Regions from separate parts of the Homo sapiens genome. Here region 1 is linked to region 2. A link is an interaction called in ENCODE POLR2A ChIA-PET data of the cell type or tissue named here. Cell type or tissue: MCF 10A. All regions are shown on one strand.

Region 1 (2,500 bases), 180 kb after region 2:
CCAATTTGTATTTATTTATGTATTGAGACAGGGTCTCATTGTGTCGCCCAGGCTGGAGTGCAGTGGCACAATCACGTCTTACTGCAGCCTCGACCTCCTGAACTCAGCTGAGCCTCCCACCTCAGCCTCCCAAGTAGCTGGGACCACAGGTGAGAGCGACCACACCCAGCTAATTTTTGTATTTTTTTTTTTTTTTTTGTAGAGACAGGGTTATGCTGTGTTGCCCAGGCGGGTCTGGAATTCCTGACTCGAATTCCTGCCCTCAAGAGTTCCGCCCACCTTAGCCTCCTAAAGTGCTGGGATTACAGGCATGAGCCCCTGGGCCCTGACCTGTTTGTTTATTTTTTAGAGATAGGGGTGTCTCCATGTTGCCCTGGCTGGCCTCAAACTCCTGGGTTTAAGGGATCCTCCCGAGTAGCTGGGAATACAGGCAAATATGTCCACACCCAGCTTTAAGATAAAAAAAAATTATTATTATTTAATATTTATTTATTTATTGAGATGGAGTCTCTGTCACCCAGGCTGGAGTGCAGTGGCGCGATCTCGGCTCACTGCAGCCTCCACCTCCCAGGTTAAAGCGATTCTCCTGCCTCAGCCTCTGAAGTAGCTGAGACTACAGGCGTGTGCCACCATGCCTGGCTAATTTTTTGTATTTTTTAAGTAGAGACGGGGTTTCGCCATGTTAGCTAGGATGGTCTCGATCTCCTGACCTGGTGATCCACCTGCCTCGGCCTCCCAAAGTGCTGGGATTACAGGCGTGAGCCACCACGCCCAGCCCAGGATCAAAATTTTTTAAGACAAGGTCTCACCACTGCCATCTCAAGCTCCGGGGCTCAAAGGATCCTTCTACCTCAACCTCCAGAGTAGCTGGAACTACAGGTGAGCACCACCACACCTGGCTAATTTATTTATCTTGTGGGGGTCGGGGCGTGAGGGTCTTGCTGTGTTGCCTAGACTGGTCTCCAACTCCTGGCCTTAAGTGAGCCTCCTGCCTCAGCCTCCCAAGTAGCTAGGACTACAGGCATGTGCAAGCACACCCAGCTTATTTATACACATTTATTTTATTTTATTTTATTTTATTTTTTTTTAGAGACAGGGTCTTACTATGTTTCCCAGGCTGGTCTTGAATTCCTGGTCTCAACCAATCCTCCTCCTGCATTGGTCTCCCAAAGTGCTGGTATTACAGGCATGAGCCACCTCGGCTGACCACTTTGCTTTTTCTATTTGTTGACTGAGATGGCTATAAAGGGACTAACAGACTGGTAGCCTATACAGACAGCATGGATAAGCTGGGTAAAGGGATGATTCACATCCCAGGACTGTGGGAGATTTCATCACACTACTCAGAACGGCCTGGAATGTGAAGGTATGACTTGTTTTATTTCTGGAATTTTCTTTCTTTTTTTTTTTTCTGAGACCGAGTCTCGCTCTGTCACCCAGGCTGGAGTGCAGTGGTGTGATCTCTGCTCATTGCAACCTCTGCCTACCGTGTTCAGGCCATTCACCTGCCTCAGCCTCCCGAGTAGCTGGGATTACAGGCGCGTGCCACCACGCCCGGTTAATTTTTGTATTTTTAGTAGAGGCGGGGTTTCACCATGTTGGCCAGGCTGGTCTCGAACTCCTGACGTCAGGTGATCCGCCTGCCTCGGCCCCCCAAAATGCTGGGATTAAAGGCGTGAGCCACCTCGCCCAGCCTCTGGAATTTTCCATTTAATATTTTTGGACCAAAGTTGACCAAGGATAACTGAAACCGAGGAAATCGAAACTGCAGATAAGGGGGACGACTGTATACAGTCAAATGTGTTTAGAATATTCATAGACTTATGCAACCATCACCACAATAAATTTTAGAACATTCCTTTTTTTTTGGAGACAGAGTCTCACTCTGTCACCCAGGCAGGAGTGCAGTGGTGTGATCTCGGCTCACTGCAACCTCCGCCTCCCAGGTTCAAGCGATTCTCCTGCCTCAGCCTCCCAAGTAGCTGGGATTACAGGCGAGCACCACCACGCCCAGCTAATTTTTGTATTTTTAGTAGAGACAGGGTTTCACCATGTTGGCCAGACTGGTCTCGAACTCCTGACCTAGTAATCTGCCCGCCTTGGCCTCCGGAAGTGCTGGGATTACAGGCGTGAGCCACTGTGCCTGGTCCACACCAGCTAATTTTTTGTATTTTAGTAGAGATGAGGTTTCACCGTGTTGCCCAGCCTAGTCTCCAACTCCTGAGCTCAGGCAATCCGCCTGCATCAGCCTTCCAAAATTCTGGGATTAGAGGCAGGAGCCACTACGCCCGGCCTTTTTTTTCGCTGAGGCAGGATCTTACTGTGTAGCCCAGAGTGGAGTGCAGTGGCGGCATCCTGGCTCATTGCAACCACTGCCTCCCGGGCTCAAGCAATCCTCCCACCTCAGCCTTTGGAATAGCTGAGACTGCAGGCGCCCGCCACCACGCCCAGCTAATTTTTTTTTTTTTTTTTTTTTTTTTTTTGAGACGGAGTCTACCTC
Region 2 (2,500 bases):
TCAGCCTCCCAAAGTGCTGGGATTACAGGCGTGAGCCACCACGCCTGGCCCTACATGCCCCATTCTAAAGCTGGCCCCTTTCCAAGCACATGGATGCAAATGGGATAATGGCTCCCCCAGGGAAAATCAGAAGAAAGAGGCATGGATGCTGCACCCGCAAATGCAGCTGATACCCAGTCCACCTACACTAAGCAAGTTATTAAGGCTTACTAAAACATAGTGTTCGTACATTCAGAATAGAAAGTTACTGTAATTTATTGAGCACTCTATTTTGGTATTCCACCTAGAAGCCTGGCAGACACACAATACCTCCCAGCATTGCACACAAGTGTACACTGATAGTATAAATTTCCATAATTTCCTGGAGGAACATTTTGTCTTTGTGTTATCTTGAATTGGCCACGGTTTTCAACCGCTGTTCTTTTTGCTTAGCTAATGATAAATCACTGTTTAGCTTGTTATTAGCAATTTAATTTGTTGTGGGTTGTTTGGCAAATTCTACAGTGTTTAATAATACTCATTTGCATCAGCAGTATTTTTGGCCTATAATTGTTCAATAAATAGACTTTAAGTCATGTATGCATTGAGCAAAAATAGAAATCATCTGTACTCTTATTGCTTAAGCAGATGTACCCACAATTCCCCAACTTTTAGAAAGCTTTTAGGATGACATTCCATTTTTATCACCTACTTGTTTTTCTGCTGGAAAGTGGGAATGGGGGTGAAGCCTTAATTCCCTCCTAATTGGGCTGGGGGAAAAAATTTAGAGCTGATAACTTAAGAGAACTTTGCATATACTGGTTTTAGTACCTTGGAAAGTTTATGTGGTAGAGTGGCAGAGTATATGTTTTAAAAACTGGTCTTAGGCCGGGCGTGGTGGCTCATGCCCGGCACTTTGGGAGGCTGAGGCAGGTGGATTACGAGGTCAGGAGTTCGAGACCAGCCTGGCCAACATGGTGAAACCCCGTTTCTACTAAAAATATAAAAATTAGTCGGATATGGTGGTGTGTACCTGCAATCCCAGCTATGCAGGAGGCTGAGGCAGGAGAATTGCTTGAACCCAGGAGGCGGAGGTTGCAGTGAGCCGAGATCGTGCCATTGTACTTCAGCCTGGGCGACAAGAGCAACACTTCGTCTCAAAAAAAAAAAAAATGGTCTTAAATTGTGGACGGTCTTGAAAACTTGATCTAGGACAAAGGTTGGCAAATTTCTTCTAAAGTGGATCAGATAATAAATCTTTTTGGTTTTGCAGGCTCTAGTGTCTCTGTCACAATAACTCAACCCTGATGCTGCAGTACAAAAATAGCCAGAGGCAATACATACGCAAATGGGCATGGCAGTATTCCAAAAACTCTTTAATAACAAAAACAGGCAGCCAACCAAATTTGGCCCGTGGGCCATAATTTGTCAAACCCTGGTCAAGGAGTTTGGACTTCTTTCCATTGGATCATTAAAGATGTTGCAGGTGTGAATTTCAGTTCCCAATTTAGAGACTTAAGAGATGTAATCTTATTTTTGTTTTTTGTGCATTTTTTTTTGTTTGTTTGTTTTGAGAGCCTCGCACTGTCGCCCAGGCTGGAGTGCAATGGCGTGATCTCGGCTCACTGCAACCTCTGCCTCCCGGGTTCAAGCAATTCTCCTGCCTCAGCCTCCTGAGCAGCTGGGATTACAGGTGCCCACCACCTTGCCCAGCTAATTTTTTGTATTTTTAGTAGAGACGAGGTTTCACCATGTTGGCCGGGCTAGTCTCAAACTCCTGATCTCGTGATCCGCCCACCTCGGCCTCCCAAAGCACTGGGAGTACAGGCATGAGCCACCTCACCCGGCCACCTTATTTTTCTAGAACTGAAAGTGATCACTAGTTCAAGTCCTCATTCTTCAAGAGTGGTGAAAAGTTCATCTCAGGTCAACTCGGAGTGCTTCTACCCTTTTCCTTGGTACCTTGGTGCTGCATCTTATTTCCCTAGGGCTTGGATGGTACCTAGATGTGGGAGACAGAAGGGTGAGATAAATTGCCAAGTCATTGCCTCCTTACAATGGCCTCATGGAGGGTTCCTCAGAATTGTGATGCTTGATTATTGGCTGCCATGAGTTGAACTGAGTCCCCCAAAAAGATATGTTTAAGTCTTAACCCCTAGTACCTCAGAATATGATCTGATTAAGGTTGTTACAGATGGAATTAGTTAAGATGAGGTTATATCGCAGTACGGCAGGCCCTTAATCCAATATAACTAATGTCCTTTTAAGAAAAAGAGGCTGGGCGCGGTGGCTCACGCCTGTAATCCCAGCACTTTGGGAGGCCGAGGAGGATGGATCACCTGAGGTCAGGAGTTCAAGACCAGCCTGGCCAACATGGTGAAACCCCGTCTCTACTAAAAATAAAAACATTAGCCGGGCTCGGTGGCATGCACCTGTAGTCCCAGCTACTAGGGGCTGAGGCAGGAGAATCGCTTGAACTGGGGAGGTGGAGGTTGCAATAAGCGGAGATCACGCCACTACA

What was found. ChIA-PET counts read pairs that join two places held together with the same protein. Peaks named below come from ENCODE experiments on the same cell type or tissue, not always from the same donor. Only the 100,000 strongest peaks of a DNase experiment are listed, where the experiment ranks them.
Region 1: POLR2A ChIA-PET joins it to region 2 with 5 read pairs; 1 of 35 experiments calls an interaction of 5 or more read pairs at or near these places.

Annotation. Positions count from the first base shown.
Region 1 is chr19:13,852,267-13,854,766 of GRCh38, forward strand. No RefSeq gene overlaps it. Among named protein-coding and RNA genes, the nearest start is that of MIR23AHG, 11 kb to the left of the region's middle. RefSeq lists an enhancer at 1,431-2,376. In MCF 10A, no CTCF peak of the experiment used is centred here; a DNase peak (open chromatin) is centred at 1,305.
Region 2 is chr19:13,669,719-13,672,218 of GRCh38, forward strand. No RefSeq gene overlaps it. Among named protein-coding and RNA genes, the nearest start is that of YJU2B, 77 kb to the right of the region's middle. In MCF 10A, no CTCF peak of the experiment used is centred here; a DNase peak (open chromatin) is centred at 1,333.